3 separate regions of the Mus musculus genome follow, and all the other regions are linked to region 2. Evidence: chromatin loops called from intact Hi-C (ENCODE). Cell type or tissue: left cerebral cortex. All regions are shown on one strand.

Region 1 (8,000 bases), 140 kb before region 2:
AAGCTAATCACAGTACTTCTTCAGGGTAGGCAGGAACTAAGGACAAACTTCAGAGTCTTCCCACTGTGATCCACTTCTTTAAGCAAAACTCCATCCTTAACGTGTTCCACAATCATCTAAAACACCACTAACTAGTAGTGTTCAGGGACACAAGCCTTTAAAAGATATTTTATACTCAAAGCACAAGACAGAATAAAGTCTCTCCACAAATATGGGACTTGCTAAACCAGAGCATGGGAAGCATCCCCTCTCAGACACAGCCTATACAATTCCTCACCCTAGTAGGCTCTCTAGAGGTTTAAATGAGATAGATGCCCTTGGTGAATTATGTCTTCTGTGCTCAACTAGAATTTCACTTTAGATTTCCCAACTGGATTACTAGAGTTGTCCACTCAATAATAAATAAATTTTCTTCAGAGTGACTATATTATCTTCAAGTCATTGAATTACCAGTTTTTAATGTTTATATTTTAGAGTTTCATTCTCCAACTCATATACAAAGGATAGCAATCTCTCAAATAGGGATTTTTTTTCATTGTTTATTTTCACAGTGGAGTTTGTCCTTGGGAAAATCTGTGATATCGCTTCTCATCTCTAGAACTCAATTTGTTAGTTTAAGGAACACTGGTCCTTGATGAAAGTGCTTTTCTACACTAATACCCTTTTGCTCAGAGACTCATTATATAATTTGATCGATAATTTTCCAATACTTTCTGTTGTCTTACTTCATAAAAAGATAAAGGAAAATGGTTCTACCTTTGCAAACTCTCATCATGTCCTCAAGAGAAATGTGTGAAGAATTAAGAACAGTGGTGTATGTTTACTGTTTTATACATATTTTAAATATGTATAAATATAAAAGGCTATGCTCATTTTAGCCATTGGTATTGATACTTCCAGAGCAAAGCACTGTGCTATTTAGACACAATATAGCTTTAAGATGTTATTGGAACAATTTTCTGTGTATTTCTCATTCATGTGGTTGTGGATAATGCAGATGATATCAGAGACTGACATTCATGTCTGTCTCATCATTTCATAACCTGACTCTTGGAACTAAATATAAATTTAACTTTGAGCTAAACGTAGTGGTGCATAACTTTAATACCAGTACTTGAGAGACAGAGGCAGGTGAGTGTCTATGAGTTTGAGGCCAACCTGTTCAACATAGAGTGTTCCAGGTCAGCTGAGGTTGCCTAGTAAGACCTTATCTCAAAAGAGAAAAGAGAAAGAGGGAGGGAGAGAGGAGGGTGGGAAGAGAGGGATGGAGGGAGAAAAGAAGAGGAGGGAGAGAGGAGGGGAAGAAAAGAGGGAGGGAGAGGGAGAAGAGGAGGGAAAGAGGGAAGGAGGAAGAAAGAGGGAGAAGAGGAAGGAGAGAGACAAGAAGAGAGAGGGAGAGGTAGAGAGGGAGAGAGGAAGGAGAGGAAATTTTATTATAGAACTCAACAGGGTAATATAACTAGCAAGAAGATCTTCTGAAGAATAATTCAATGGTCTTACAAATCTATGGGGGGAAAACAATAGCCCAAATCCTTTAATTTCATAACTTTCTTGTGAAGTTTTTTATCATTATTGATTTGAGGTTTAATTGAATGTAAAAGATCATTAACTTTTCCATGAGTAAGACTTTGACTGACGTCAATTTTTATCTTTTCTAAGGATCCTTCCCGGCGATTGGGGTGGAAGCCTTCTGCCCCAGCTTCCTAAGGGCTGGGTTTTTAAATGGCATCCAAGCGCCACATCCAGTGACTGCAGGAGGCTCTCTGCCCCCCAGGATTCCTGCAGGTAGGCACTCCAAGTGGATATCTCTACCACCACATGAACCAATAGAGCTCTTCTCACAGTTGACAGAAAAATAATACAGAAATGAATACTTCTAAAAGATGTTGAGAAGAAGTGTAAATGACTCTTTGCAATGCAGCCTGCACATCTGTAATATCTAGTGCTATGGAATGGCATCAAAGCGGGGAAAGGGACTGGTACCCAAGTGCCCCCTCAGCATAAGGTTTACATAAGCAATCACCAGAGCCACCTTGCCACTTGGAATGAACCACAAAAGAAAACTGAAAATGAAGTATGTTGACAGATAGTATAATTGGACAAGTCTATAGAGATTTAACTAAAGTTCCATTTCACTAAAGGAAAATGATTTGAAGAAAGGCCAGCAAACAAAAATTGGAAGAAATGTTTGAGATAGAAAATTAATATGCAGTCTTCTCTTTAAATAATAATCTGACCAAAATTATGAAATAAGAGAAAACATATGTAACGTTCTGAACTGCGATCTCAGAATTTAGTAAAGTTCTTTGTGGGTTATTCATGGCACCCTTTGTCACAGATCCTTGCCTCCCGTAACTCAGTGAAGTCTGGAGCTGCCCTCCTGCAATTTACCCAAATGATACAGATCTACTTTGCACTTATGTGAATGCTGACTCCTGGTGTCTTTAATCAAAATTCTTGTGTATTTATCTTAAGTAATAGTATGGTATAAATTATGCTAATGTGGTAATGTATCCAAGAGATCTGGCCCACTTAACAGGGTAATAGAATACTTGCCTAGACTGGAAATCTTGATTTTTCAGAAGTCCCAAGATGTGCATTTGTTTGCTTTATCTTAACAGCATGCCAACTACTCTTGCAATTATTCTGATATTTCCCTCTTGCCTTAATATATAAAAATCAACTAGTAGTAAATATGCTTTCATGTCCTTTACTTTAGTATTGTCCTTTAATGCTGTGGCTAGAGAATTTATGGCTGACAGTACTATTGATAAAAGTAGATACCAAAATGATCTTAGGAATTTTAGTTCTGATGATACTCTGCTCCATTTATCTCCTCAGAAACAGATTGGGGAGAATGGTGTGGAGAATTTCTACTTCTGTTGCCAAAGAGAAGGGGGAAATCTACATCAACTAAGCTCTCAGAACTAATTACTGGTGGTATAGACAAATCACAGCCCTCACCTCAAACAGAAATGCTTTAATAGAGAAACAACAAAGGGTGACTATGGGCCAGTATCACATATTTAGGATGCCTGAAATTCATGTTCCAGCAAAGTAGTCATTTAGTGGAGGCTTTTCTAAGGATTTAATGTCTTTTTATTTTATGTGTATGAGTATTTTCTCTGCATATATCAATGCACCTCGAGTGCCTGCTACCCACACAGACCAAAGAGGTTGTCTGGAACTGGAGTTACAGAGGGTTGTGAGTGCCATGTGGGTGCTGAGAATTGATCCCATGTCCTCTGCAGAAGCAGCAAGTACTTTGAATGTATAAGCAATGTCTCCAGCCGTTTATGAACTTTTATAGTAACGAAACAAAGAAAGCTATAAATAAGGACTTTTTAAAGGCATCACAGCATAGAGAGGCTGTTACACCAAAGTAGAGGCACTACTGCAAACCTCACATGTTATATGACAGTGCTCTTAGCTTTTAGGTTGGTAGAAGGTCTGTTTTACATCCCAGAAGGATTTACCGTAGTGCAAGAATATTAAGGTCACACACAGTTTGAACAATAAATGCCTCAGACCCTCTGGATCCCTTTGTCTGCGTAAGATAACTCCAGCTATTTGGTTTAGGCCTACAACATTCCAACTTCCCTAATGTTGCAAGGAGTCAACCAGCTCTGTAAAACATTCAGTGTATGTGTAATTTCTTTCTGGAAAATTAATTTACACTATAATTTTTAAATATAGCTCCAGTTTCTATAATTAATATCTCACTGACTAAAACTGCGCAGATACACCCAATTTGTACTTTAGTAGTTTAATCCTTAATATTAGTCTAGAAGACCTGACACTCTCTTTGGTCTCTGTGGGCAGCAGACACTCATGGTACATTGAATTTAGATATATCTGGCAGAGATGATATTATGAAGTTTAACAGTGATTTGAATTATTCAGCAATACTAGCAAAAAATTGAAATAGCCCTTGTCATTTAGCCACTGGGAATGACAGAAGGAAGATGGTATTTCCATGGCACAAACACAAAATACTGCCTTCCAGAGAAGGATCTGAGAGAGCGTCCCCAACACTCTATTCTTCCAGGCTTTAAGCCAAATTTGCCTCCAGCTTTCGTAGGAGGAAAAAAAAAGCTCCATTCAGTTTTCATGACTTACATACAAATCAGGTGAAACAAAATTACTGCATAAAACATTTATGAACCTCAACTTGTTCCTGTTCCTCCTACCTGAAATTAACTCAGCTCGCTCTTCCTGACACAAAACCCTCGCATAAGTGATCCCTGTACATTTTCTCCCCTAACCACCAAAGGCTGCCATATTTTCAAAGGTAATTTGTATTTTTCTCTCATTCAACCCTAGTTAATTTCCCAAGAATTTCCTTCGTAATCTTGTCTTAAGAGAAGTAATGCAATCCTCACACGAAGTTCTTATTGTTTTCTACTTTTAATACAGCGAAGTATCCCTTTGTTGTGTAATGCTGCATGGATGGTCCTTCAGGGTTAGGATGTTAAACCAAGGACAGGAAGCGTGTTCCCTCCCCATGGCTACCAGGACGCTCTTAGAACCAGCTGAAGGGCGATGCCCGCTGGGCGTCTGCTAATTGATTATATGCCACAGAACTTGGCAGTCCCTCAAGATATTTCCTGTGTCATTGATGTATTAGCAAATCTGTTCTGGTGCAGATGTTAATTTAGTTCCTGTTAATCAAATTTAAATGAGATACGCAAGTATGTTTTGTAGAGTATCGGTGATCCTTTGTTTCCCATCACAGCCTGCTATGAAGCCTCAGTATTTCTACAGCATTTCCTTCTAACCCGTAACTTCCCCGTCTTAGAACAACCACTGGATCATGAGAGAGAAAACAGACACGCTTGTCAGTATCTGTGTAACAACAGTCGATCATTTGTGAATTTCTTGTTTCTAAACAAGTCATTTTGAAAGGGTTATTTCTCTGAGTCTAGGATAGAGAGAGACACTAGGATATGTTGGCTAATATGGAGGAGCAAGGAGGAACGTTAAATGGGTAAATTCAGACCAAAATAAGCATGGAAAATCCTCCTACTATTTCCTCGGTGGTTAATCTTAGAAACTGATGTTACTCCAGAGAAAACATCTCAGTTTGCCTGCCTGTACCATGAATGTGCCTCATCTGCTCATTTACCTCTCAGAGTCTTCATTGTGTGTTAGGTTCAGGGGAAGTGGCTGGTTTGGTTAGAGTCTTTCTTTGCTTACCTGGAACTGAATAACAGTATAAATATGAGCACTAGGCGAATAACAGTATAAATATGAGCACTAGGCGACTCAAACACATGATATGCAGTTTTGGGGGGAATATAGCTAATACTGTTTAATATCACTTGCTTATTTTCTCAGAAAGAGATTTTAATCCCTCTTAAATTCAAAGATCCAAACCGTTTTACATCTGTATTCTTGCCCCTTGGCTGGCTACAATAGAAAGTGGGCTCACATACCAGCTTTGTGTATGTCACTAGCATTTCTTAGTTACCTTGGTTTTGTTTTTTGTTTGTTTGTTTGTTTTTTGTTTTATTTTGGTTTTGTTTGTGGGGTTGGTGTTTTTATTATTTTGTCTTTTTTTTTTTTCCAGAGCTAAGGCCCAAACCCAGGACCTTGTGCTTGCTGGACAAGCCCTCTACCACTGAGCTAAATCCCCAACCCTGTCACTAACATTTCTACTGTACCGTTTTTTTTTTTTTTCATAGCAAAGGCCTCACAGTCCTGAGTAAATATGAAAATGGCTCCCCAACCCACTTAACTAATGTCAAGATTTCCCTCTCTGTATTTCACGGGAAACACTATCTGATACAGAGTTAGGGGAATTTGTATGCACTGTTATCCAATCTAAAAGAACTTTTTAGAAACATACACTTCAGGTGTTCAAATTAGACCAGGAGTGATAAGTGTGAAGCCACAGGAAGTCTTGAGCCTGGTGGCGATGATGCTCTTAACTCTGGGCACATACAAAGGTTGCAGGTTGCAGAAAAGAAATAGCACGAATGATTATGACTCAGTGGCAGCTTTGAATGGAGTAAAGAATATGTTAAAGAAATTTCACATGAACTCAGTGCACCATGGGAAATCAACAGTGGAAAAGTATACATTAAACTTTAAATGTGATCAAACAGTGGTTCAGAAAAAAATCAAATTAAACCATTTGGTTTCTTCATATTTTCAGGCAAGCTAAGAGGCTACAGAAAGTGGGGTTGGGGCAGGGACTTTAGCCTGAAACATTTCAAACCCAGTCACTTACAGCAAACCAGCTTCTACTGGAAATAGCTCTCCCGATGATGGTGATAATTAAATTAATTTTCCAAAGACTATACAGAAGTTGCCTTATTTTAATAACGTATCATGTACTTCATATATGCCTGACACAATATTCTTTATAAGTAGGAGCTTTTCAGGATGAAAATCTGTTGCTCATCTGCTGAATATTTTGCAGTAGCAAGAATTGCCAATTACCCAGGATGAATTACAGATGAGAGTGCCCATGTTCCTGCTTAAGTCAAGAGCTGAAGGGAACTGTAAAAGATGAAAAGTGTGAGGACAAGTTCCAAATATTTTCAAATGTCGTACAGTAAAAAGGAGAAGAAGAAGAAGAAGAAGAAGAAGAAGAAGAAGAAGAAGAAGAAGAAGAAGAAGAAGAAGAAGAAGAAGAAGAAGAAGAAGAAGAAGAAAGATACGCTTTCCTCCATAGTACTAACTTCCTGTTTCTCATTGCCTTGTTAGTAGCGACTTCATCCCCTCCCCATTCCCCCATCCCCCCATCCCCCCACTTCAGTCTCTACTACTTGTGTTATTGTTTCTAAAGATCTCTCTTGCTCTAAAGATTTGGCAGTTTCAGGCTTCAGAAGAATTGCATCTAAGAAGAGAAACTAAGTTGCAGACTCAGGCAGGTCTAGGCAGGCACCCAGGATTACTGAAGCTTCTGGTAAGAGAAGCCTTGAAGGGCAGGGTCAGAGATGGAGTAACAATATACCCAGCCATCAAAGCAAAAGGAAGATAGCATCTGTGATTGCCTGCTAATCTATTAAGGGAAAATGCCCCCTTTATATGTTAGCAACATTGTAGTGCTAGGTTCCAGGAGTTTTTGTTTAAGCACCCACTTAGGACGCAGTTTACAATCAATGCAAAAGCCAGATCAAAATCTAGATCTTATTTTTGTCAGCTTGCTTACTGTTCAAAGTCAGTGGGCTTAGAAGAGTCGGTGCTTGTCTCTGATTATTGGAATTAACTATGGAAGTACCCCAAAAGTAGGGAAACGATGACAAATCAGGCCTAAAATATATTTGGAATTTTTAGAAGTAAGGATAGGAACATACACTAAGTTGAAGATGTCATTAACAACCTGCAGATATTAGGCTTGAGAAATGTCAATGCCGTTTATGAACTGAAGGAATCCTATGGACAAGTCACCCAGTAGAGTGGGACTGTTGCTCTTTTATTTGTTGGCAGAAAGTGAGACTGGTCTTTTGTAATGGAACACCTGAATGCATGGTAGTTCTTTATCCTCATCTCCATGCCCAACACTGAAAAATAAAAGAAAATTAAAGGCTAAACAGTAGAATCTCTTCCCCCAAAAGATGGATACATGTTCATGTGTGCCAACACTTGTAACGTTCAGGCTTGGGAGTGTCTCCAGGTGGCAGGCAGTTCAAAAAGGAAGCACTTGGTTCCACAGAACTAGATATCTACTTTCAACATTCTGCTCAGTGTTAGAGCTCAGCGCGCGACCGCCATTATATAGTACATTAAAACAGGAGAAAAGTGGCTGCGCAGTACATTTGATAGCAAACTCTTGAACACGCTTTGAGTTTTTTCTTGTCTGCCAGAGAGACATGAAAAATCTTATAAGAGCCTTTAAATAATCTCTCATCCACTTATGTATGTCTATTCACAGCCTTTAAAAAGCTTTACCCTTTGACCTTAGCTAAGCCGTCTTATTAACATAAAAGCTTCTTTTTATTTGACTATCATTAGAATAAGTTTGCATCTTAAAAATATAAATCTTATATAGC
Region 2 (8,000 bases):
CAAGAAGAAGCTATTTGGGAAGAGCTTGTCAATAATGCAAAACTGGGCCAAAGGGTCCTGATGTTCAATTGCTTGCAAATGTCTATCCAAGCCTAATTGGAGGCAACTGAGCTCACATTCACAGCAAAAAGATGATCAGTGTAATTCTAATAAAACTAATTTAGAAGGAGCTTTCCTGGAATGTTACTTTCAAAAGTGGCTTTTGGGGTTTAACACCCAGTCATTTTTCTGCAAGTATTTTTTTTTCCTTCCTGAATTCTCAGGGCTCTGCTTTAAGTTCAGTTCTGTTTACCAGAAATAGATGAGAGCAGGGTTAATGCTATGAATGGTGTTTACTCATAACAGTAACTCTATGAGCACACAGAGCAAGGGATACATCTCAAAAGCCCTCTGACCGCCTCTGACTAGCTCATCACCAGGGCACCAAGAGAGAAGCAGGACACGCCCCCAAATAAATTATCTTGCTTTGTGCTTAAATAACGGATGAGGTCAATGCAAACCATAACTGCTGGTTTTGGTCCCCTGAGCTGCTACAGTAGTTTGACCTTGAGTCTAATTGCTATAGAGGATGACATTAAACCCACGTGTCATCTTCCCTGAGCAAATTTGTTGTCAGGAGGAAAATAAGAAATTGGACCTATAGAATTTCGTAGATGAGGACACGGAAAAGAAAAACAACCATGCTAAGTGAATTTTCGTCCTTTCACACAATGCTTGTCTATATAATGAATCAATATATAAATAAATGAATATTACAAAAACAATAAAACAAAAATGCTTATCACTAAATCATACAAAATACAGGAACTCGGTAGTGTGGTAGCTAAGTATACGTGTGAAACTGACTGACCCTAAGAATACCAAGATCACTGGTAAAACAGTGTCTCTGGATGTGAGTATATACTGACATAGTAAATTAGCGTTCAACCAACCAAATTAAGAAGATTTACCCTCACCAAAGATGGCAGTCATTCTCCAATCCATTTAAGAACTGGGTAGAACAAAACAGTGAAGAAGGTTGAATTATCCCTGGCACATGCATCTTGTCCGATCCTTCCTCATCAGAGCTCTTGGGTGTTCAGACCTGAACATCAGCACCAACAGCCTCCTAAACCCTAACCCTACACCCCTGCTCTTGGGTCAGCTTCAGCGTCACCCTTAGAATTATTCCTTGGGTTCTCGTGGATCTCAGGGACTTCACTCAGCCTGAATCATGCCACTGTCCCCCTCCCTCATTCCTCATGGTTGATGGTAAAATCATAACAAAGCTCTATGCTCTATATCGCATTAGTGCTTCTCCAAAGCAAAGTCTCTCTTATGTGTCAACACAACTTCCTGTTGGTCTTCTTTTTGTTGGAGACTGATGTTTAAACATGAAGTATAAGTAAATGACAGCCGTGCTGTACATGGTGGTTGTTAAAAGAGAATTTTCCAAACATAAACCCCAACATTGTTTACATGGCGGATTTGGACTCCTGTGTTTAGATGGCGTTCAGCCGAGTAAATGTCCTACACTCTTCTTTGTGAAATGGACAGTACGTGATGCAAACATTGAAGTAAGCCTTTAATGTGCAAAAAGTTGATGTCATGTGATTGCTATAAAATTATGAAATAATATTTCCAGCTTCTTAAACATGACAAGATTCACCTGATTCTATACATTATAGTCAGGGTTTGCTACTTTGTGAGTTCTTCTTTCTTCCACTCCTTGCTGCTCTTTTTCTTTTACCCATTCAATCTCCTAACTCTAGATAAGGGAGAAAAAAAGATAGTGAGAAAAGGAAAGATATCCCTGAATAAAGTCATGGGTCAGGAAGGGGGTGACATTACTTTTAGACTGAGTACGGGTATTACTTAATTGAGGCAAGTTGGACTTTTGCTGCCAGAAAATTTAATTTCTTCTTGTTGCTTCTTCCTTGCACATGACCACTTAACAAACTGTGATCAACAACAACCAAAAAACAACCAACCAATCCACAACCCACCTCACCTCTCAGGGCCATAGCATTTACATACCCTGCAAAAAGTGCCCAGAATTCCACATACTACATACTTGCAGAAACTACCTGAAACTGAGAGAATGATGCTCCTACCAGAGCCCAAGGCAAATGATAGTCAGTGACTGTGGACTTCCTGAAGTATCTCCATATCTCACACCTGGGATTAAAATGAAAACATATTCTTATAATATTTCAGTGTTTTGTTAAAGAAACCAAAATTTTAAAAAATTGTCACTATAATCTATCTCTCTCTATCCCTACTCTAGAGCCAAAGTCATCTAAAAAGATACCAAAACCAAATAAAAATCATAATTTTACCATTCCTATGCAGAAAGCCTTTTAATGGTTTACTATTGGCATAAAGTGTGGTCTAAGTTCTTAGAATGACATAGGAAACTCTTGCTGACTTCTCCCTACCTGCTCGTCTGAGCTCATCTGTCCCCATCCACCCCATCCACCGGGCCACACTATTTTGTCCTATCGCACCCCATCCACATAGCTCAGCAACTCTTACTCCATCTCTTTCTTCTTAGGCACATTTCTACTCTCCTATGCCTAACCCCTCTCTTACCCACAATTCATTTACAATCCAATCTTTCACAAAGTCCTTGCTTAGTTCCCATTATCTCTAGGAAGCCCTCACTTACATCATTGTGTTCTTCGCCGTCCACAGAATCATTTACCACGTGTCATTCATCACCCATTAGATGAGTAAACTATTGTGGCTTTGTGCTATATCATCATTTAACTAACCTTACCTGATCAGCTATTATGACCATGATCATTCTTAAGTGATAAGAAAACGTCATAGAAACAAGCTAACAAGTTCTCTGCCTGAACACACAATTAGAAGTTGTCAGCACAAACACAGTGCGACGGGAGCAGAGAACCAGAAAGAAGAATGAACTCAAGGAGCAATACAGAGGAGAATGGGAAATATGGAGGGACACTCAAGGCAAAGAAGGGTTTCATAACGGGGCCATGTGCACACCTGACAAGGAAAGTAGGAGTCTGATTAAAAAGATGAAGGCCAAAGCTTCTCTTCAGAGAAAACAGCAAATTCAAAGGGACGGTGGGATGGAACCACACAATGTATCCAAGGCCTTTGATTTGTTCTGAAATTGCTCCTACAAAGAAGAAACCCAGACTTGGCATCAGCATCTTGGTTTGCCTAAGAAATAGGCCTAAGATATCAGAACTGTTTTAAAAAAAAAAAATCTGGATGGGCTTTCTTTTATTTGAAACTATCCTTTGCCGTTGGCTTGTGATAATATTTGAAGACGATAAAATAAAAAACCTCTCTCTTGCTTCATTCTGCTTTCAGGCAAGTACATCCAGATCTTGTCATGCCATGGTGTTCAGCACTTCCAGCAGTGTCCTCCGAAGCCATCTGCTGTCCGTGAGAACAAGGCTTCAGAACCCAAATGATATACTTAAAGCAGAGCAAAACAAGCTGGAGGCTCATTTCAAAAAGCATTGCTTTCCCAAAATGTATTCACTGGGAAAATCTGCTGTAAAATTGTGAATATTTTATGCAAGTAAAATTAGACCTTCCAACCTGCTCCGCATGACGCATGACTGCACACACGTACTGCGGGTGATTCTGCCAGAACTGAAGCAATTTCATTTTTTTTATTAGACATTTAGTCAAAAGGTCAAAAGGAAGATTTAGAATCCATGGTATCCCTGTACACTTCTTTAAAATGGATTATTTAGACCATGTTTTACCACAAGATGCCTACCTTTAAGCCATAAGAAATAGAAGTAGAATGAAAACAAAGAAAAATAAAACCAAAACATATATAATTTCGCACAGAGAAATAGCAGCAGATACAACCAAAATAGTAAAATTCAGTTTCTGGGAAGGTGTTCTAAGTGAAGAGAGCATCACGAAATCGTAATGTTCACTGTTCTGAATGCTTAGCCAAGTCTCTGGTACCTCAGACTGTGAGCCATCTCTTCCTTCCTTGGACTCCAAATAGTAGCCGTTTCAGAAAGGTTGTAACTCCGTGGATGCTTGGTGCTGTTCCACCTGCTGTCCCTTTGAGCTTGCTACTTCTCTGAAGAGATGCTCTGGCCGTCCTCTTTATTAACTTCTTACTTTGCTTCCCAAACTCTACAAATCAACTCTGTGGAGATGCCCTTCTCCCCCTCACCACAGCCATCTGAAGTGCTCATCCCTTCTTTTCTGATGCTAAGTAAAGTTGGCAGAGACTTTAGTGCTGTTAGCACTAGCCCGCATCAACCTTAAGGTGATATCACTGGGAAAATATCTTCCTTGTAACCTGAGCACTTAGCATGAGAGCGATGTTCAAAAGTATTTGATCAAAGGAACACTAAAGAAAATGAATAGGTGAATGAATGAATGAATGAATGAACGAATGAACGAACTAATGAATGAATGGATGAATGAATGGATAGAATAGATGGATGGGTGGGTGGATGGATGGATGGATGGATGGATGGATGGATGGATGGATGGATGGATGGATGGATGGGTGGGTGGGTGGGTGGATGGATGGATGGATGGATGGATGGATGGATGGGTGGGTGGATGGATGGATGGGTGGGTGGATAAACAAATGAATGAATGAGTGGATGAATGCTACCAAAGGCCTTCAGTGTTTCCACTGGCATTGTATTTTAAAAACTGAAAATTCAGACCTGAAAAATTCCCCCTTCTTCTCTTCTTGTCATTAGCCGTGTACACAGTGATGAACATTAAAACATTAAAAAGTGAAAACTTTTCATTTCATACTATTTCCCTTATTTATCCCATCCAGTTCCCCACTTAATGCAGAAGCCTAATTGTCGTAAGCCCAGTGGCCTTGAACCTGTGGATTTGTGGGATCTTTCTGTGGCCGCTCCCAAGTGATTGAGACTGTATACATACTACTATGCATAGCTTTGATATGAAATGTAAAACTTATACAGTTTTTGAGCCACAGTCAGCTAAGTACAACTGACACTATAGCAAGTGGAACAGCGAGTGAAGGGAACACTTCAAAGGCACAGAAGGTACCTGCTTCCAAGTGTCAGTCTGGTGAGGCTGACAGCGCATCTTCAGACGGAAGCAAGAGAACAATACTATTTATGAACATTTGGGTCCTGAAGAATCATTAATTGTCTTGCATAAGAAAACAGTTTAAAAGAAAACTTGAAATAATTGAATAAACATAGAAATAAATGTTCTCAACTCCACACCTAATGATTATAAACTGCCCTCAATCTTTAAACACATTTTTAAAAATGTTCTGGCATTTTTAACAATCCTCTCAGCTAACAACTCTTCCTAAAATAGGGTCAGCTGTATTAAACATTTTTTTTTTGCATTCAGACATTTAAGTTTTGGACTCTGTGGGATGTAAGTTACTAGCCTGTCCTCACAGAGGACCACTTTTAGGTCCCCAGGAAGCTGAACTCCTGCACGCTCAGCATCCGGAGCAGCTGGACCTAAACTGACAGCTTCTACAGACATCACCATGCATCTCCTCTCTCCTCAGATCACCCTCTCTGACACTGGGTAATTTGAGGTCACAGCTTCACTCTGGACCAATGCAGCAAAACACCACAACCAGGAAAAAAAAAAAACAACAACAAACAAAAACCTTGCTTCTCTGATAAGCTAAAAGCACCAGGCTCTCTCAGGATCCTCCAGGTAAAGTGCCTGTGGGTAAAACAGAAAAGCCCAGTTTAGCTGTGGTCTTCCTGTCTGTGTTACCTCAGAAAGGATGGAAGGCTACTTTTTTGTTTAACCCACTGTAGAATTACACTGATTAACAAATTATTACATATGAGACCTTTACAAAAAGCTACAGAGCCCTCAACTTACAGAGCCCTTACCTACCATCTGTCCCGAGTCACAGAACAAATTAGTGACAAGAGAGGGCTGCAAGGCCGGCCAGATAGCCAGCCCCACAGCTGCCTTCCCTGTACACTGGGGTCTACAACCTGTTCTCCTCCCCCTCAGAAACCAATGTACTCTGTGCCTTTTTGAAATTTGTTCCAAGCAGGACTTGTACAAATAACGCTAGAATAAATACAGGCTTGCCTCAGTTTTTCCAATTTATGAGCCTAATAACATGATCTAAACACTTTGCAAAAGTAACATCCAACCATGAATAGAGATGAATGGGGCACAGGCTCTCAGAGAAACAACTCGCAAATGTGATTTATGCAAATAATTGTATCATTAACACCTCAAAGTATTACGTTTCTCAGAGTTTATATTAATTTATTTACATACTTTACATTCCTACCAGAGTTTCCCTCCCTCTTCTCCTCCCAGTTCTCCCCATCTGCCTCCCATCCCTCCTTCACTCCTCCTCCAATTCTCTTCAGAAAAAGGGGAGGCCATCCAGGAATATCAGCCAGTCCTGGCATATCAAGTCTCAGTAAGACAAATTTCTCAATTTTTAATGGTAGCAAATGACCTCAAATAACTAATCCTTCACTTTGCAATTTATGTGGAACATTTGAAGCCATTGCTTCTGTGCTGGTTTCCACAGATTTACCACATAGACCACGGGTTCTTAAAACTTCATTAAAATATACTAAGACTAGAAGGTTGTGTTGCCTAGTATTCTATAAAGAGAAAGGGGGAGAGAGAAAGAGAGGAGAGAGAAGGAAGAGAGACCAACAGACAGAGAGAGAGAGAAAGAGACAGAGACAGACAGAGAGACAGTGTGATAGTTTGTATATGCTTGGTCCAGGGAGTGGCACTATTTGGAAGTATGGCCTTGTTGGAGTAGGGATGGCCTTGTTGGAGTAGGTGTATCACTGTCGGCATGAGCTTTAAGACCCTACTTCTAGCTTCCTGGAAGAGAGTATTCTGCTGGCAGCCTTCAGATGAAGATGTAGAATTCTTAGTTCCTCCAGTACCATGCCAGCCTGGATGCTGCCATGTTCCTACCTTGATGATAATGGACTGACTGAATGCCTGAACCTGTAAGCCAGCCCCAATTAAATGTTGTCCTTTATAGGACAGGCCTTGGTTATGGTGTCTCTTCACAGCAGTAAAACCCTAAACAAGACAGACAGAGAGGAGAAGGCCACTAAGAAAAAGTGCTGTCTAGAAAAGGCTAAGAATAGTTATTTAACTCTATTGTTATCGCCTATCCCATTGAGACTTTCTCATGCAATATTTTTGCAAAGCAATAATGAGTGATAGATCTTTTTCCAAAAAAAAAATCCTCTCTATGCTGTGAGCAGTGTTGAAGTTATCTGTGCTGCAATACAATGGCAATCCTCGTAATACACCTGTGTTTAATTCTCCATATTACAGTAGCATTATGTCCTGCATTATCTTCCTTCTAGCACAGAATAGAAAAAAATCTAATTTAATACATGTCTTCCAGAATAGTGTTATTCACTGAATGATGTAGCACCTATGTTCTCATTGAAAGAGAGTACTGGGAAACAGATAGCAATGAATTATTTTCCAGAGCAATTTAGGAGGAAGTAGGTTGAAAGTATCCCAGTTCTTGGAGCTTTGGATGGTGCGATAGCACTGTTTTATTAAAGGAAACGAAAGTTTTGCATTCACTCAGCTGCTTATACATTTAGACAGTGAATGGGACGTGTGGTGTAATGCTGGGCCTATAGCACGAGAAATGAACGAGAAGCCCTTTCCACACTTAAAATTGTTTTAGCAAGTGGGAAACAAAGCTGATGGCTTGGCTCTTCACATTTGTCTGAAATCATTCTAGTCTGTCCTCATTCTTCCTGAGTAGTGCATTCTAACATAACTCTCAAAAGAAGACAAGTATTTATTTCATCGCGAGAACAGTAGACTGGGATAGCTTTAGAGGAACAGCATAGCAATACCTAAGGTTTCAAATGGTGGCATTGTAGAGAACCAGCCCCCACACGCCCCCCACCTAACCCCTACACTCACAACTGCATCCTTCCCTACCTCACATCAATGCTGGATATGGCCAAAGAGGAGGGAAAGCGTCCCAAGGAAGGCAAAGGAGTCAAAGGCATCCCTACTCCCACAAT
Region 3 (8,000 bases), 380 kb before region 2:
AAAATTGGCAAAAACATGCATGTAAAGAACAGTGTATAAATAGTAAATAATAATAATAATAATAATAATAATAATAATAATAATAATCCTGTATATCAAAATAGACCACAAAAATATAGTAAATGCCGTAATTATAAATTATTAAGGAAAAATAGCACATCCATTCAGGATAGAGATCAAAATTTTATGCCATAGGTGTTAGCCAGATTGAACAGTGCTGGCTACAATCCATTGATTGACAGGCATGGCCTCTATGGCATTACTAGCTAAGGTCATTTTTGCACATGACAGGTACTTCTGTTTCCATGCTATCCATTGCTTGCTATTTAACCCCTGGTACTATAAGGCTTTCTCTCTTATTTTTTAATTGGATATTTTATTTATTTACATTTCAAATGTTATCCCCTATCCCGGTTTCCCCTCTGCAAACCCCCTATCCCATCCCATCTTATTCTGCTTCTATGAGGGTACTTCCCCACCCATCTACCCACTCCTGCCTCACCACCCTAGCATTCCTCTACACTGGAGCATCAAGCCTTCATAAGACCAAGGGCCGATCCTCCCATTAATGCCAGATAAGGCAACTTCAGCTCCTTCAGTCCTTCCCCTAACTCCTCCATTGGAGTCCAATGGTTGGCTATGAGCATTCACATCTGTATTAGTCAGGATCTGGCAGAGCCTCAGGAGACAGCTGTAACAGGCTCCTGTTGGCAAGCACTTCTTGGCATCCACAACAATGTCTGAGTTTGGTGTCTACATGCGGGATGGACCCCCAAGTGGAGCAGTCTCTGGAGGGCCTTTCCTTCAGTCTCTGCTCCACTCTTTGTTCCTGCTATATCCTTTAGACAGGAGCAATTCTGAATTAAAATTTTGGAGATGGGTAGGTGGCCCCATCCCTCAACCAGGAGGCCATGCCTAAACTCTGCATATGGTCTCCACATGATGTCCCTGGCTTTTGTGGGGTATTTCAGCCAATGTCATCCCTGTGGGGTCCTGAGAGGCTCTTGCTTTCCTGACATCTGGGATTTTCTGGTTGCTACCCCCAGCTCCACATCCCCCATTGCTACACACTTCTGTTCAGCTTCCTGACCCTTTGTACATCTCCTCCCATACCCAATTCTTCCCCTCTTTTTCCCCTCCCCCTCTTCTCTTCCTCCCAAGTTCCTTCCACACTATATTTCCCTTGATTATTTTGTTCCCCCTTCTAAGTAGGACTGAAGCATTCACTCTTTGGTCTTCCTTCCACTTGAGCTTCATGTGGTCCATGACTTTTATGGTGGGTATTCATGCTCTTTGCCTAATATCCACTTATCAGTGAGTACATACAATGTGTAGTCTTTTGTGATTGGGTTACCTCACTCAGGATGATATTTTCTAGATCCATCCATTGGCCTAAGAATTTCATGAAGTCATTGTTTTTAATAGCTGAGTAGTACTCCATTCTGTAAATGTACCACATTTTCTGTATCCATTCCTCTGTTAAAAGGACACATGGGTTCTTTCCAGCTTCTATGAACATAGTAGAGCATGTGTCCTTATTACCTGTTTGAGCATCTTCTGGGCATATGACCAGAGAGGTATAGCTGGGTCCTCAGGTACTACTAAGTTCAGTTTTCTGAGGAACTGCCAGACTGATTTCGGAAGGGTTGTAGCAGCTTGCAAAACCACCAACAATGGAGGAGTGTTACTCTTTCTCCACATCCTCACCAGCATCTGCTGTCACCTGAGTTTTTGATCTTAGCCATTCTGACTGGTGTGAGGTGGAATCTCAGGGTTGCTTTGATTTACATTTCCCTGATGACTAGGGATATTGAACATTTCTTTTGGTGCTTCTCACCCATTCAGTATTTCTCAGTTGAGAATTCTCTGTTTAGTTCTGTACCCCACTTTTAAATAGGGTAATTTGGTTCTTTGGAGTCTAACTTCTTGAGTTCTTTGTATATATTGGTTATTAGCCCTCTATCAGATGTAGGATTGGTAAAGACCTTTTCCCAATCTGTTGGTTGCCTTTTTGTCCTATTGACAGTGTCCTTTGGTTTGCAATTTTATGAGGTACCATTTGTTGATTTTTGATTTTAAAAGCATAAGCTTTTTGCATTTTGCATTTTCCTTGTTGTGTCAATATTTTCTATGATATCTTCTGCCCCTGGGATTCTCTCTTCTATCACTTTTGGGGGGGGGGCGGAAATCAATGTCAGTTCTTTAATTAAGTAATTCCCAGATGCTTGCATCTATGACTCCTGATCTCTTTTCTAGATTTTCTATCTCCAGGGCTGTCTCCCTTTGTGAATTCTTTATTGTTTCTATTTCCATTTCAAGATCCTCAATGGCTTTGTTCAATTCCTTCACCTGTTTGGTTGTGTTTTCCTGTAATTCTTTAAGGGATTTTTGTGTTTCCTCTTTAAGGGCTTCTACCTGTTTACCTATGTTCTCCTGTATTTCTTTAAGGGAGTTATTTATGTCCTTCTTAAAGTCCTCTATCATCATCATGAGAAGTGATTTTAATGAGAGTCTTGCTTTTTCGGTGTGTTAGGGTATCCAGGACTTGCTGTGGTGGGAGAACTGGGTTCTAATGATGCCCAGTAGCCTTGGTTTCTGTTGCTTATTTTCTTGTGCTTGCCTTTCAACATCTGGTTATCTCTGGTGTTATGTGGTCTTATTGTCTCTGACTGTGGCTTGTTCTTCCTGTAAGCCTGTGTATCAGCACTCCTGGGAGACCAGTTCTCTCTGGGAAGAATTTGGGTATGGAGAGCTGTGGCACAGGGTCAGCTCCCGGGCACAGATAGAATCTGAAAGGGTCCTGTCCCTGGCTGTTCCTTGGTTCCTGTGTCCTGATGGCTCTGGGCAAGTCCCTCTTGGGCCAGGAATTTGAGCATAAATGGTGTTCTCACCTGTGTTCTCAGGTGTGTCAGCACTATTGGGAGACCAGCTCTCTCCTGACAAGATCTAGGTATGGAGAGCTGTGCTCTCAGATGTGTCAGCCCTCCTGGGAGACCTGCTCTCTCCAGGCAGGATCTGGGTACAGAGAGCTGTGGCATAGGGTCAGCTCCAGAGCTCAGATTGAAACCAGAAGGGTGTAATCTTTCTTTTAAGGTATAATGTTTTAAAAATTAATATTAAGTTTTTACATTTGCATTCATACTGTACAAGTAATATGTTAATTCTCAAATAACCAATATTTTTTTGCTCCTATAAACTCATCCTGTGAATTTAGACCAAAAAAAAAAAAAAAAACCCTTAAATTGAGTTTAAACCAAGTGATAATTTCCACCTAGAAATTAGAAATGTCATTCAGATTGTATAGTATACACAGCATGTCACATTTTAAATGGAGCATCATTAAATCTTGCAGAGTTATGATACTATACATTGTGGATGATAGTCAGAATACAGTTTTTTTAAAGACTCTACTATTCTTTAATTTCCTTAATCAGTAAGAAGTGATACCATTTGGTCTGTTAACAAAGCCATCACAGAATTCTGTGGAAGAAAGTATAGCATATGTCCTGGATGAGCTAGCAGCCAATGTGGGAAAACCGCCTCTCCACATGAGTCGTGCTTTTTACGCCACAATTACTAGCTGGAGAAAATGAGAAGGAAACTCAGGGCTCAGCCAGGTGTTGTTCCTTGTCTGTAACTTACTCTGCTAATTGATCAGGGATGAGAGCAAAATCACCCCTGTCCTCGGGAAGCCATGAATGTTTCAAGGCAGCAGCAGAAGCACCTGGCTTGTGCTAAGCAAAGTCTACGAGTTCTTCCCTTACTGCTCAAGACAGAAGCAATGCTGGCCAACTTACGCGATCTCTTAAGTGAAAGAATAAGAAAAACTGTGCAGTTCTGTCGCTAGTGATTCGGCAGGAATACTTCCACATTCCTAAACCACTCAGCACCCCTTCTGGTGAAAAGCAGCATGAATATACCTTCCTTCTTTAAACCTTTGTACATCTTGGAACTCTACTCAAGTCACACTGTACATACATGCAGATACCCGTAGCTTCTGATTGCCCAAAACAATGACATAAAAACACAATAATGCTGGCTTATTGTTTTTTAACTAGATTATTTGAAAAACAATATATGGAAACTTAGAGAAAGTTCTCGTGCCCTACACTGCCTGTGGAATAGAGCAGACTTCTGCCCACTCAACTTTTATTGACCATGGGGGTCCCTAAAGGAAATAAGATTAGTTTGTAGATGTGAAAGAAATGGGACTGGGTGAAGTTTTAGAACTAGATAAAAAAAAATGATCCTGGGGACAATTCTCTTTCTTTATTACTATTTACTGAATATTTAGTTGGCATAAAAATTCATGTAATTCATTATGTCATTTTTCTACATATGCATTGTGCCTTGATCATAAGTACCAGCGCTGCTACCCTCCCCCATACTCCTTCCAAACCTTTCATTGAAATATAAGGTATGGTTTTGCAATAATTAACTGAGAATTATGTTTGCTCTTGCTGTTTGATCAAATATTTATTTTTCAAATGAAATCATTAAATAATGGTCAAACACATGGGGACTGACTTAAATGGATTTGAATAATATATAATTGAATTATAATGTAATACATTCCATATTTTTGTTAACACTGAGATCACATGTCAGCATTTTAGAAAGACTTTTTTATTTTCCATCTTTGCCATTGTTAATACTCACATTAATTCTACTTGTGTAAAATGACCATATACATAAAACATGTAAATTATTTGAAAAGTTCTCATATGGTGACCCCAAGGATTTATAGCAAAATCTTCTGAGACACTCCTTAGTTAAGTCTTGGAACAGGATTTAGATGAAAAGAAACATTTAGGTAAAAGGTAACTGAGTCTATTTGTGTGGCAGCATAGCAGGTCTCATGAGAATCCCAAGGTTTTAAAGATACTGTTAAGGCTGAAGTGAAATTTCTAACTAATCACTTTAGAGTGCTGTCTACTTTTCACATAATGTGTGACTGTGGGTCAGTGATTTCCAGACCAATTCTTCACCTGTAGAGAGTAAAGATAACTGGATCTACAAGGTTATGCTGTATAGAGGATGGTTTAGTGTGCTAGAAGGAGCATAGGAAATTAGAAGTACAGCCCAATATACTTTTGCACATTCTGCAAAGGAGGGTGTGCAGCTACATTGTTGGATGATGGCGGTCAATTTCTAGATGTCAGAGGGACAGTGAGCGAATTCTTTAGGAGCTCAGAAGTACAAGATCAATTCCCTCTGAAGTGATCAAAGCAGTCTTAAGCTGGTCTCTTCTATCTAAAGGGGGAAAATGGTAATTGCTGCTATTTTATTTCGTGTATGAATGGAAGTCTCTTAAATGCGAACTCTTCTAAAAAGCCCGAGGACACATCCACGGGTTGTTTTCTACTGCCGAAAGATGACTCTAATTTTCTTGTCTGTTTGTGCACCTTAGGGGTGCCGTGGGAAAGGATTTTTTATTTCTTGATATACCCAGGAAGCGAATCCATAGCACTTACAAGTCTAATTTTCATAAAGCTTCTTCTCTTAAAATACAAAGTCCATTTTTTTAGCTAGCTTTTGCTGCAATTTCATATTATTATATAAATTGAAGAATGTCAGTACAGAGCCAGACTAACAGCTGATGACTCCTCTGTGAGCCACATGCATGTGGATACCATTTACAAATGCACTTGTTTTTAAGAAATGCCAGGGTGAGGAGGTGGGAGTGGGTGGGGGGATGGGGGAGCACCCTTGTAGAAGCAGGGGAAGGGGGGATAAGATGGGGGGTTTGCAGGGGATGGGGAACAGGAAAGGGGATAACATTTGAAATGTAAATAAATAAAATAACCAATAAAGAGAAACGATATCGATAATTATGAGCTAAGATGATGTTTTGTTAAGTTCTTGAAATAAGATAGTTTGTTTTAAAGATATTATTGTAATTTAAAAATAAAAATTTACTAGATAGAAGATAATATTTTGTTTTGTTTTGTTGGCTTTACTGGACTGAGATACTGAGTCACTCTAAGCAGTTTGCTGCTAACTCATCCCATGTGTATAAATATCACCACAACCAAGTTGGAGGCATCTAGTATTTTTTTAATTAATGGCCCATGTTGTTTTATAACTTTTCTCTCACTTTGCACATCACACTCCCCCATACTCCTACCATCTTATAAATGTGCAGATTCACTTTAGATGCCGAGACTTAAAAAAAGCACTATGTGGTTTCTTTTAAAGTTCTAAACTTGTAAAAAATTTTTTAAAAAATCACCACTGCAGCAATAAAATATATGTGTTTTATACATTCATCATACTTTTAAATTTTCAGTTTTTTTTTATTTTGAGAAATTAGCTGTCCCCCAATTGGTAATTCTAGCTAAGGTGATTTCTAATTGTATAATTTTTCCCCAATTTGATGACATTTACATTTTAGCTCATTATTTTCTATACCTGGAAAATGAGGCAATTTTTGTTGATGAATCAATTAAGGTCCAGAAGTAATAAAACTTGTCAAATGATAATTAAATGCTAACAAATTTTAAATGCATTATAATTTCATATATAATATATAATTATACAATATGAAAGTAGTACTTTCACCTAAAAAATAAGTAGAGGGGCCTGACAGCTGGCTCAGCACTTGACAGCACTGTCTGCTCTTCCAGAGGACCCGGGTTTGATTCCCAGGACCCACATGGCAGCTTGTAATTCCAGTGCAAAGTTACCCTGGCATCTGAGGGTACTGGGGATGCATAGATACACAGATATACATACAGGCAAAACACCCCTTTACATGAAATGTAGTTGTCTTTTAATTTGCAAAAAAAAAAAAAAATGAAAATACAAAACCCAGTGGATTTGATTTTACTAAAACAAGATGTTTTATTATAATAAGTAAAGGATTAGTTTTTAAGCTGGAAAGTTTCAATTTCTTTATTTTCCTTTTGGCTTGGTCGGTTTCTCAGCTTTGGAAAGCTATCTATGCTAAATTCCTAAAAAAGTATTAGATTAGCAAATATTCTTCCATCGAAACATGAAAATAGAAAGAAGGTCAGAGAGTCTCTGACTGCTTGAAGATAACTCATGACATAAAAATAAATGTTTCTATTTACTAATGATAAAGTGATTTTTTTTCACACTGTCAGAACCAGGACCAGGAAATAGTGGGGGCTGAGACAGAGCCCACCGCATTTTCAGACCTCAGAGACCAGCAATCTCAGGGTGCAGATCTAAGTTTTATTGTTCAGTACAAAAACTTATATACAACTTTTTAGCCAATAAGAGTGTGGTTATATAATCAGGGGCTAAACAGAGGATTACATAGCTGTCCTGTTGAATCTAATTTGCTTGATCATGACTATAAGGGAGGGAGTAGATCACCCAGGGGCATTTCCCTGCAGGTAGAGAAAGCAGCCATAGCCATCAGCTTGGGTCCTCTCTTCTGTCTGACCAGTTTGCTGGGAACCACTTAAGATCTCAGGCTGTGTACAGCTGGATCAGGATTCCTCAAACAGGCTCAGGAGACCACAGCACTTAGCTCTCTAGACCACTTTTCCTCTGTTACATTCACTCCCACATCCTGGCTTCTGAGTGATCTGTGCAAGTACCTCCACACACTTCTCACTGATTCCAAGCCAGTGGCCCGTGTCGCTATGGTGCTGCAAGATACAATGGTGATTGTGGACAAGCTTGTTATAGAATGCTCATATTTCCATTGGGAAAATGTTGGAAATTCAGAGATAAGAGCATTAAAAATATGCTAACACAATTAACTCAAGGAAGTATTTTGAAAATAACTTATGGAGATATAAAGAAATTATCTCTATGGTACAAAAAAGCAGAGAAGATTATAATGTAAATCTATGCAAAGTATCTCAAATTTTGAAAAGGAAACAGACTGGGAACACTTTATAAAATGACAAAGACAAAGATGCATTATTCTTCTATTGTTCAGGACAACTATTCTTTTAAAACATGCCTAATTTTCATAATGGGATCATGAATTCATATAGAATAGATATTTGAAGGTATATTCATCT

The links. Hi-C counts contacts between places; a loop is a spot of excess contacts. Peaks named below come from ENCODE experiments on the same cell type or tissue, not always from the same donor. Only the 100,000 strongest peaks of a DNase experiment are listed, where the experiment ranks them.
Region 1: a loop joins it to region 2, with 2.6 times the contacts of the local background. A loop is called at or near these places in 3 of 42 quality-filtered maps.
Region 3: it touches region 2 in a loop (3.0-fold over the local background); 2 of 42 quality-filtered maps call a loop at or near these places.

The regions. Positions count from the first base shown.
Region 1 is chr16:59,833,027-59,841,026 of GRCm38, reverse strand. Epha6 (Eph receptor A6) reads left to right here. Exons shown (of 18, transcript NM_007938.2): 12 at 1,660-1,785. Among named protein-coding and RNA genes, the nearest start is that of Arl6, 200 kb to the right of the region's middle. In left cerebral cortex, no CTCF peak of the experiment used is centred here; a DNase peak (open chromatin) is centred at 4,046.
Region 2 is chr16:59,688,890-59,696,889 of GRCm38, reverse strand. The region is part of intron 14 of Epha6 (Eph receptor A6); the gene reads left to right. Among named protein-coding and RNA genes, the nearest start is that of Arl6, 54 kb to the right of the region's middle. In left cerebral cortex, a CTCF peak has its summit at 3,386 (motif pointing left); DNase peaks (open chromatin) are centred at 3,437, 3,952 and 7,576; H3K27ac peaks cover 2,099 bases.
Region 3 is chr16:60,066,465-60,074,464 of GRCm38, reverse strand. The region is part of intron 5 of Epha6 (Eph receptor A6); the gene reads left to right. Among named protein-coding and RNA genes, the nearest start is that of Arl6, 430 kb to the right of the region's middle. In left cerebral cortex, a CTCF peak has its summit at 3,889; DNase peaks (open chromatin) are centred at 3,594, 3,776 and 6,082; H3K4me3 peaks cover 597 bases.